Linked DNA regions of Homo sapiens: region 1 is linked to region 2. Evidence: read pairs that join two places in POLR2A ChIA-PET (ENCODE). Cell type or tissue: OCI-LY7. All regions are shown on one strand. Each heading gives the region's core, and the rest is flanking DNA. Links, peaks and the distances in the headings are about the cores only.

The links. Peaks named below come from ENCODE experiments on the same cell type or tissue, not always from the same donor. Only the 100,000 strongest peaks of a DNase experiment are listed, where the experiment ranks them.
Region 1: POLR2A ChIA-PET joins it to region 2 with 5 read pairs; 2 of 35 experiments call an interaction of 5 or more read pairs at or near these places.

The regions. Positions count from the first base shown.
Region 1 is chr17:69,167,392-69,172,778 of GRCh38, reverse strand. The region is part of intron 25 of ABCA10 (ATP binding cassette subfamily A member 10); the gene reads left to right. Among named protein-coding and RNA genes, the nearest start is that of ABCA6, 28 kb to the right of the region's middle. In OCI-LY7, for the core only: no CTCF peak of the experiment used is centred there; a DNase peak (open chromatin) is centred at 2,238; H3K4me3 peaks cover 402 bases.
Region 2 is chr17:69,512,262-69,517,648 of GRCh38, reverse strand. It overlaps MAP2K6 (mitogen-activated protein kinase kinase 6), which reads right to left. Exons shown (of 12, transcript NM_002758.4): 3 at 746-794; 4 at 36-149. Among named protein-coding and RNA genes, the nearest start is that of MAP2K6-AS1, 29 kb to the right of the region's middle. In OCI-LY7, for the core only: no CTCF peak of the experiment used is centred there; a DNase peak (open chromatin) is centred at 568; H3K4me3 peaks cover 835 bases; H3K27ac peaks cover 241 bases.

The DNA.
Region 1 (5,387 bases), core at 122-5,121, 340 kb after region 2:
TGTGATTTTTGATATTCTTGAAGTTACACTATTTTACTTTTTGCTTTGTGTATGTGATTTCTCTTTTTTCTTCCCTTTTTTGTTTGTTTGAATTTGTTTTTATTCCATATTTTTCTTTTTTTTGGTTTGAAAGTCATAATCTATATTTTATTACTTTGTATTAATTTGCTAGGGCTGCCATAATAAAGTACTACAGACTGGGAGGCTTAAGGAACAGAATTATTTTCTCACAATTCTAGAGGTCAGAAGTCCACGGTCAAGCTATTGGCAAGGTTGATTTCTTCTGAGGCCTCTCCCATTGGCTTATAGAGGGCCATCTTCTTCCAGGTCTTCTCATGGTCTTCCCTTTGGACGCGTCTGTGTCCTAATCTCCCCTTCTTATAAGGACAATAGTCACATTGGGTTAGGGACTCCTGCAATGGCATCCTTTAAACTTAATTACCCATTTAGAGACTATTTCTAAATATAGTCATGTTCTGAGCTACTGGGGGTTAAAATTTAAACATATATATTTTGGGGAGGCAAAATTCAGCCCATAACACCCCTGAAAAATTTTTTATGTGCTAAACTTAACAAAGCCTAAAGTTAATAAATATCTTAATTACTTCCAACACCATATTTTGAGGATTTTATTATTAATAATTTCTTACCCTACTTACATGCTATTGTCTAGTGTTTTGGTTTTCTTTTTTTAATCCCTCAAATAAGCATTTTTATTAACATTTTAAGAACTTAAAAAAGATTTGTGTACATTTTAAATCAATCTATTTGTTCACTATTCATACTTGGATTTTAGTCTTTTTTTCCTCCCTTTTGAGATCAATCTTTTTTTTTTTTTTTTTTTGGCTTCCCAAAATGCATCATTTATATATTCCTTTAACAGGTCAGTTAGCTATAAACTCTCGTAGTTTAAAAAAAATCTTTTTTCACCCTCATTCTTAAAACATAATTTAGCTGCTTATGCATTTCTAGGTTGACAGTCATTTTCTCTTATCACTTTGAAAATTCACTCTCTTGTTGCTTACATTTTAACTGTTCAGATGTCTGCTATCAGTCAGTTGCTATCCTTTGCAGAGGCTCTCTCATTGACTAACCTTCTCTGACTTTAGCTTTCATTACAATGTTTCTAGGTGTGATTTTCTATTTATCTTTATTTTTGTATAAATTGGGATGCCTGGAATTCATTTCTGTCTTCAGTTTAGGAAAATTCTCAGCCAATACCACTTCAGATATTGCCTGTCTGACTTAAAGTCTCTACTGAGATAATATTAGCTTTTCATACTATTCTCTACATCTGTTAGCATTTCATTCAAATTTTCCATGTCCTTGTCCTTGCTGCCTTCTGGGGAAGCTTCAGACGTTTCTTCCAATTCACTTGTTTTAAATTCATCTGCATCTAAATTATTTTTACTCATTGACTACTTAAAATTTCAATTTTGTTTTCCAAAACTCTTTTTGGTTCTATTTAAAATATGCTTAGTTATTTCTCCTAATCTTTTGTTACTTGTTATTGTTCTATATTTCATATTTGATTTATTTCAACATTTCATTGAAAACAACATTTCTACTTGTCGTTTGACAATTCTAGTCTCAAAAGTCATCTAGTGCTTATTGCCTTATATGTTTGATAAGTTTTTGTCGGGGAGAGGAGCTCATACTTGGTTGACCTTAAAGTGTGGAACTCCGAAGACTCTGTATTAGGGATGTTTTCATCCCCAAAAGATTTTCACTTACTTTTGTGAGACATGCAGTGTAGAATCCATCTACGATTGTACAAGCCAACTTAGAGTATCATGCCTCAATATGGGATTTACAAGGAATTCCCATCAAGAGGGTTTCATTTTAGTCTCTTAAAGGTCTTTGCAGGGAATGACTTTAAAGAGAACCCAAATCATATCTTCCTAACTCATGGGCTGATATGGGGACTTGTCCTCAGCCCAAGCAGATTTTGTGTTTACTTAATGGTCCAAGGTGGGTTTCAGGCTTTGTTTTTGTCCTTGAAGAATTTCCTCACTTTTTTTTTTTCCCTTGAAACTAGCAGTGTATGTAAGGGACAGTTGTTTCAATTTCCCAAAATTTAATTGTACAGTATGGGTAAGACCCTTTAGGGTATCTGTTACATCATATCTCTACATACAGATGTCTACAACTAACTTTGAGACTGCAGTTTTATAAAGCAGTGAATGCAGAATACAGTTTGTAGCAGATGGAAGAATAAATATAGAATGCAGAAGCAGAAACAGGAAGTGTTTAATTACTCCTTACAAGGCATTGTTGTTGCTATCATTGCTTGCCAGAAGGAATGGTTAATGGAAGACTTCTTTTTTTTTTTTTTTTTTTTGATGAGTAAAACAATATAGATGTGGTAATTAGTGTAGTAAGAAGACAAAAAGGAATGGAATAAAGGTGAAAGAAGCAAGATGGTCAAAGATACATTCTTCACTTGCATTGTTAGATTTACAAAATGTAACGTAATTTTTTTTTTTTTTTTGAGACGGAATCTCACTCTGTTGCCCAGGCTGGAGTGCAGTGGGGCGATCTTGGCTCACTGCAACCTTCACCTCGCGGGTTCAAGTGATTCTCCTGCCTCAGCTTCCTGAGTAGCTGGGACTACAGGTGTGCGCCACCATGCCCAGCTAAATTTTTTATTTTTAATAAAGACAGAGTTTCACCATCTTGGCCAGGCTGGTCTTGAACTCCTGACCTCAGGTGACCCGCCTACCTTGGCCTCCCAAAGTGTTAGGATTACAGGATTGAACCACCGTGCCCGGCCAGAAAATCCAACTTAATTTTTATAGAATACTGAAGATATATTGCTATATATTTTGTTAGAGCAATACCTTTAATAATTACAAATACTATGGCCACGAAATCTTTGAGGAGATTCTGAAGTATACACAATGTTTATAAAATAAGCTGATGAAACCCTGAGCTTATTTCAGTTTATATTGTTTATTCCTTCAGAAAATTTTTCTTGTACATACGGAAGAAACACTGTTTATATGCCTTTTTGATACGTATCATATTTATATATCCACTTGTCCATATCATTATCTCACTGCTTTGCAGTGCTACCTTTGTTATCAATCAAGACTATTCCTGGCCTTTCTGATTTCTTCCATTAATCTGTTTTTCTATTTGTACATCAATACCATGCTGTCTCAATTATGGTAGCTTTATTTGAGAGAGCAAACCTTCCCACCTTGTTCTTTTTTAAGTATCTTGGCTGTTTTTGATTCTTTGCATTTGCGTGCACTTTTTAGAATCTTCTTGTCAAATTCCACAAGAAGTGATATTAATTGGGATTGCATTGAATCTATAAATTACTTTGGGGGAGAAATGATATCTTTACATAGTGAATCTTCCAGTTCACAAATGTCTGCTTCTCTGTTTTAGGCTTTTAGAAACATCTGTTTTGTATATATAAGTTCATGGTATCCAGTACATTATATATTGACTTGATGTATGGACAGTTGACTGATACAATATCCCTTAGGAAAGTATAATGATTAAGAATTTTGGCTCTAGAGTTAGATAGCCCCAGGTTTTAATCCTCAGTGGTCTGGCACTTAGTAGCTATAAGAAATTGAACACATTATTTCAGTTCTTTTGAGGTTCAGTTATTTAAACATCAGAATATATGTATAATAACAGTAGTACTTTCTAGTGTTTTAGGATTGAGATTTTAAAAGAGCATAAACTATTATAGTGCTGGTAAACTGCTCATTAAAATATCTGATAAATAGTAAATGTTCATGAAGTACTCAATAGGAATTATTATCCTCTTCTTCTGTATTAGTCTGTTTTCACACTGCTGATAAAGATATACCCAAGATTACAAAGAGGCTTAATGGAGAACTCACAGTTCCATGTGGCTGGGGAAGCCTCACAATCATGGCAGAAGGCAAGGAGGATCAAGTCACATCTTACATGGATGGCAGTAGGCAAAGAGAGAGCTTGTGCAGGGCAACTCCTGTTTTGAAAACCATCAGATCTTGTTGGTCCCATCCACTATCATGAGAACAGCACAGGAAAGACCTGCCATCATAACTCAGTCATCTCCCACTGGGTCCCTTCCACAACACATGGGAATTATGGGAGCTACAAGATGAGATTTGGTTGGGAGACAGAGCCAAACCGTGTAATCTTCCTTTTCTTCCTCCAATTTTATTCCTGTAACTACAGTAACTATTTAACAAAGTGTTTTGTATCAACTGCACTGTTAATATGCATATTTTTTGATTATTTGGTGAATAAAAACAGAGAAATAGAAATCCTCCTTATTGTTTGCCCTTCCCAATATTTATTCATTCATTCATATTGATTGTATCTTCCTATGTGCCAGATACTTTGCTTGGGATATAACCATGAACAAAGCAAATTTTCTGCAATCAGAGGACTTAAATTCAATGGAATATAAAAGAGAATGATTCCTGTTCAAATCAAAATATATTTGACCCTTGAACAACGTCGGAGTAAGAGGCACCAACCCCCTACCCTCATGCAATTGAAAATTCATGTGTAACTTTTGACTCTCTAAAACTTAACTACTCATAGCCTATTGTTGACTGAAATCTTACTGATAACATAGTTGCTTAACGTGTATTTTGTATATATATATTATATACTGTATTCTCACAATAAAGTAAGCTAGAGAAAAGAAAATGTTATTAAGAAAGTCATAAGAAAGATATATTTACTATTCATTAAGTAGAGGTGGATTATCATTCTTGGTCTTCATTCTTGTTGTCTTCATATTAAGTAGGCCAAGAAGGAAGAGAAGGTAGAGCAGGAGTTGGTCTTGCTGTCTTAGGGGTGTCAGAGGTGAAAGAGGTGGAAGAGGTGGAAGGGGAGGCGGGAGAGACAGACACACATGGTGTAACTTTACAGAAATATATTATAATTTCTGTCTTACTTTTTGCTTTTTTATTTCTCCAAAAATATCTCCATATAGCTCCAATCCTTTTCCCTCTGTTTGCTTTTGTTTCAGTGCCTGTATCATAGAAGATTCCATGTCATAAAATAAGTCAAAAGGAGCCTTGAATAATCAGAATCCTTCTTTCAGATTGTCTAATGTCAATTCTTTTTCTGGCACTGCTTCTTCTACATCTTCTTTCTCATCATCTGGCAATGGAAACCCTCCTTTCCATCAAATTGTCTTGTGTTAATTTCTCTGGTGTGGTGTCTATTAGTTATTGAATTTCTCCAAGATCCAGGTCTTGAAACCCTTCACTCCCCACCCTATTTGCCCTGTCTACAATCTCTTTTTTATTTCTGTGTTTAGTTCTATTGTAAATCCTGTGAAGTCATGCACAACATCTGGACACAATTTTCTTCAGCAGCAATTTATTGTTTCATGCTTGATGGCTTTCACAGCTCTTTCTATA
Region 2 (5,387 bases), core at 295-5,294:
CAGATATAAAACATTTGGGAGAATGTCAACTCTACCTTCACTGCCATGATCTGCCCGCTGGGCACGTGCCGCATCTTCTCCACCACCCCGTACGCACCTCGTCCCAGTTCCATTATAGGCTCCAGGTCATCTGCCTTCACCTCAAAGTTCTGCAAGAGAGAAAAGGAATAATGCAATGGGAAAGAGAAAAATAAACAGAACAGAGAGCACATTATCCTCTATCTCGTTTCTCTCAATGTTCTAAGGATTATTTCTGGGCCAGAAGATTTTCTAGCATGTCAAAGCAGCCTCTGAAAGCAAGAAGCTACAAGAAGGGCCAAGAGATGTCTAGGAGCTCCCACGGTAGCCCACCTGCTTGTCCCAGGCAACACAGAAACCCAACTTGGACTCAGCTTGCCAATGTCTCAGTTGAAGCTATTTCACTGAAGTTCTTTAGCCATGACCCTTCATTGTGTCTGTAACCCACTATTGACTGATGGCAACTAGATTATGTCTGAGCTTTGAGAAATGCCCTCCCAAGAGAACCATCTACTCTATTCAAATACCTTCCATCAAAACCACAATAGCCTGATTTCAATTCAACATTCTTTCAAAATAGCAAAAACTTTGCATACCACTTCCCTTTAAATGCAAACTTTTTTTGACTCATCCCCTGACAGCATGCTAGGGAAAATAAATTTTTCAGTCAGAAAGCATACATATAAAATGGCCAACGTATTAGGTGGCAGACATGATTTTTTCTTACCTGATTTCCAATAGAAATGCAAGCCTTGGAGTCTAAATCTCGAGGTGGTCTAAGAAAGATAAGGGGGAAAAGAAGAAACATAAGCTATTGAGTCAATTATGTCCTTCCCAAATCACACACCACTGAGGATATTTTTTCCTTAAGAAGAAAGTGGAAGTTCATGAGTAAACTAAAGCAGCCTATGAGTGTGAATAAGAGGGGATTTGAAATAAATCACATTTGGGTTTAAATCACTTAATCTCTTTGGGGCTCCCTTTCTTCTTTAACATGGGGATATTAATATACCTATATTGTGAAGCAGGAGTGAGTATTAAAAGAGACAATACAAGTAAAATGCTTAGCTGAATGTCTGGCATACAGTAAATATCTAATTCGTATGAGCTATACATGTGCTATTATATAGATTAGGGTGCCCAACCCCCAAGCCATGGACTAATACCAGTCAGCAGGAGATGAGTGGTGGGTGAAGGAGAGAAGCTTCACCTGTACTTACAGTAGCTCCCCATCGCTCACATTACCACTTGAGCTCCATCTCCTGTCAGATCAGCAGTGGCATTAGATTCTCATAGGAGCACAAACCCTACTGTGAACTGTGTATACAAGGGATATATGTTGTGCACTCCTTATGAGAATCTAATGCCTGATGATCTGTTGCTGTCTCCCATCACCCCCAGATGGGACCATCTAGTTGCAGGATAACAAGCTCAAGGCTCCCATTGATTCTACATTATGGTGAGTTGTATAATTATTTCATGATGTATTACAATGTAATAATAATAAAGTGCACAATAAATGTAATGTGCTTGAATCATCCCGAAATCATCCCCCCACCCAGTTCATGGAAAAACTGTCTTTCAAAAAACCAGTCCCTGGTGCCAAAAAGGTTGGGGACCGCTGATATAGGTCATTGTGCTACAGCAGTAAGTCTCAAGCTTTTTCTTTCACCCAAGAGCACCAATATATGTAATTATTTCACCACATGTCTCACAATTGTTTTAAGAAACAAATAGTAATGGCATATATTCTGTTAACTCACAAAATTCATAGAACATAAGAATTTCAAATCTCGTCCCTTCTTTTATAGATGGACAGAAGGTCCAGAGAAGTAAAGTGACTGCTCCCAGCCCACAGCTGCCCCAGGTCTCCTGATATCCAGTTCTGCATCCTCTCTACTCAACCAGGCTGTCTTATCAAGCCCAGCAATATTTCTTCTGTGCACAGCACATATACAATTCTGGGGTCTTCTTAAGAGCCAGAGGTTTGCTGATTTTGTTTCTATAGTCACTTCCTGAGTATTTATTTCTACCACTTCAATGATCTCTCAGGTGGTATCAATCTACTTAAGAGAAAAATGTTTGGCTCTGGCTGTGCACACAACTAGGAGCTGAGAAAGGCATTTTCCTGAAAGAAATGTACCAACAGTAGTACAATAAACATAGCAAATGCTGGCCGGGCACGGTGGCTCACAGCTGTAATCCCAGCACTTTGGGAGGCTGAGGCAGGCGGATCACCTGAGGTCAGGAGTTCGAGACCAGCCTGGCCAACGTGGTGAAACCCCATCTCTACTAAAAACACAAAAATTAGCCGGGCATTGTGGCGCATGCCTGTAATCCCAGCTACTTGGTAGGCTGAGGCAGGAGAATCGCTTGAACCCGGAAGGCGGAGGTTGCAGTGAGCCGAGATTGTGCCATTACACTCCAGCCTGGGTGACAGAGTGAGACTCTGTATTAAAAAAAAAAAAAAGCAAATTTCGAGAAACAAATTGTTAATGTGATCAAACAAAAAGAACAACTAGAGGCTAAAGACGAAAGAATCCTGGTGCTGCCAGAAAAGAGGGAAAGAGGGTGAGCAGACAGGTAAAGACTCATGTCTCTCTGGAAGCACATTCCATGCCAGAAAAAGGCAAAGGAAAATGGAAAGATGAAAGTGAGAGAGAAAAGAAACCTTTGCCAATGAGGATTTTTTCTAACTCTCAGGTATTATGATTCTAACCCTTTTGCTGAAATTGAATACATAAATAAAATTAAAAAGTAGGAATATGGGCGGAGGCGCAGTGGCTCACGCCTGTAATCCCAGCACTTTGGGAGGCTGAGGTGGGCGGATCACCTGAGGTCAGGAGTTTGAAACCAGCCTGGCCAACATGGTGAAACCTCATCTCTACTAAAAATACAAAAATTAGCCGGGCGTGGTGGCGGACACCTGTAATCCCAGCTATTCGGGAGGCTGAGGCAGGAGAATCGCTTGAACCCAGGAGGCAGAGGTTGAAGTGAGCCAAGATCGTGCCACTGCGCTCCAGCCTGGGTGACAAGAGCGAGACTCAGTCTCAAAAAACAAAACAAAAAAAAAGAGAAATACAAATACAGATATAAACATGACTCTAAGATTTTAATGGCAAGCCTTCTCTCACCTCAAAATCCTTTTGGAATACATAGAATACTTAAAGTTTCTTATACTAACTTAAAACTGGGGACTGAGAGGGAGAGAGAGAAAAAAACAATGCAAAACAAAACACACACACATGCCCCACAAACAGCAGTGATGTGTTTATATATCTTGTGTTTCTGAGCAGGGAATTTTTCTTCAGAAAAGGTTTCTGGAAGAATCAAATTTCTAAAATTCTAATTCCTCTTTCTCAAGATTTCCAAAGCTATTTTTCCTCAGTTGTCAAAATTTGCTTGTACTAATTTGTAATGGCACTTTGAAATAAAGGCAAATATGACTTGAAACATGTGACTAATATAAACAACAAAAATCCTTTGCAATTATTCAACACCCTGATTTTTTTTTTTTTTTTTAAGACAGAGTCTCACCCTGTCGCCCAGGCTGGAGTGCAGTGGCACGATCTCGGCTCACTGCAACCTCTGCCTTACCGGGTTCAAGCAATTCTCCTGCCTCAGCCTCCCAAGTAGCTGGGATTACAGGCACCACACCTGGCTAATCGTTGTAGTTGTAGTAGAGACAGTGTTTTGCCATGTTGGCCAGGCTGGTCTCAAACTCCTGACCTCAAGTGATCCGCTTGCCATGGCCTCCCAAAGTGCTGGAGTTACAGGCGTCACCCACCATCCTGACTTTTTAAAAATATGAAGCAACAGAAAGGTCACTAATTATTTGGGGCTGCAACTGTTTTTTTGCCATCCAATGAGGTTATCGAAAAATGAGTTCTTCCAAGTCTAATATTCTTATATTTTATATATATACCAGGGCTCAGCAAATTACAGCCTGTGGTCCAGCTAAGAATGACTTTTCCAAATTTAAATGCTTGTAAAAAAACAAAAAATAAACAACGGCATCCTCTGTGGCCCATGTAGCCTAAAATATTTAGTATCCGGCCTTTTACAAAAAAGTTTGCTGACCTTGGCCCTATACTAACTTTGCATTACCCCTGAACCTAATAGAAGGGTCTGGTGCCATTTTCCAGATTGAGAAAAATGAAACCCAGAAAAGCTGGGTGATTTTCTGAAGCCATACGGTCATCAACGGAGCTGAAAATAAAACTCAAGTCACCCGAATCTCAGCCTTGATTTAAGGAGGAGAAAGAGGAAGAAGAGAAGGAAATATAAAAAACTGGGCTAAGAGCTTTTTACCTGCTCTTGCGATTCCCATCGAGGCAGACTGAATACAAGGAACTTGCTCCCAATACCCAGGCCTCCTCTAATGAAAATAATCAATTCGCCTGTGCCGCAGGCCCTTGGGCTCATCAAGTGGGCCAAAAATATCAAATGATGGGGCCAAGACTGACAAATCAGATTGGATTAGTTGACACTGTGTTCTCTCCAGGGCTGGGCATATTAGTTTGCCAGGGGCATTGCGATTCTGCAGGAAGTTTATACTGTGGGTGGATGTTCTCTGTCACTTTTTCAATATTTTAGTCCTCTGGGGAAAGAACCAAGCTTATTACAAAAATTCTTCCCCTGGAAGACCAAAGGTCTTCCAAAGGTCACCTAGTATTCATTTTTTTATATGAACAACCAGCTTCGGTTTAGTATGATAATTATTCATTTATAATTTTACATGAGGAATCAGTTCACTGGTTACTATCGCAATCACTATTCATTGATTCAGAAATATTTATTAAGCACCTATTTGGGCAAGAGACTGCGTGAGACCATTTACATAAAATAGCTTCCTTAATTTTTACAACTCTCAGAGGTGTTATTACCTCTATTGAAATAGAATAGGGTATGAATTGAAATCAAGGTATAATACCTCATTAATACCTCTTTCAACAATTAATATTGAAAGTGACTAAATAATTTAAGAACACTCAGGCCGGGCGCAGTGGCTCACGCCTGTAATCCCAACACTTCGGGAGGCTGAGGCAGGTGGATCACGACATCAGGAGTTCGAGACCAGCCTGGCCAACATAGTGAAACCCCGTCTCTACTAAAAATACAAACTTAGCTGGGCATGGTGGCGGGTGCCTGTAGTCCCAGCTACTTGGGAGGCTGAGGCAGGAGAATCGCTTGGACCCAAGAGGCGGAGGTTGTGGTGAGCCAAGATCATACCACTGCACTCCAGCCTGGGCAACACAGTGAGACTCTGTCTCAAAAAAAAAAAAAAAAAACAAAAAAAAAACACTTAGAAAGACAATGAGATTAGAACCCAGAGCTGCACCATTATGGCTTCTCATGCACAGTATGCT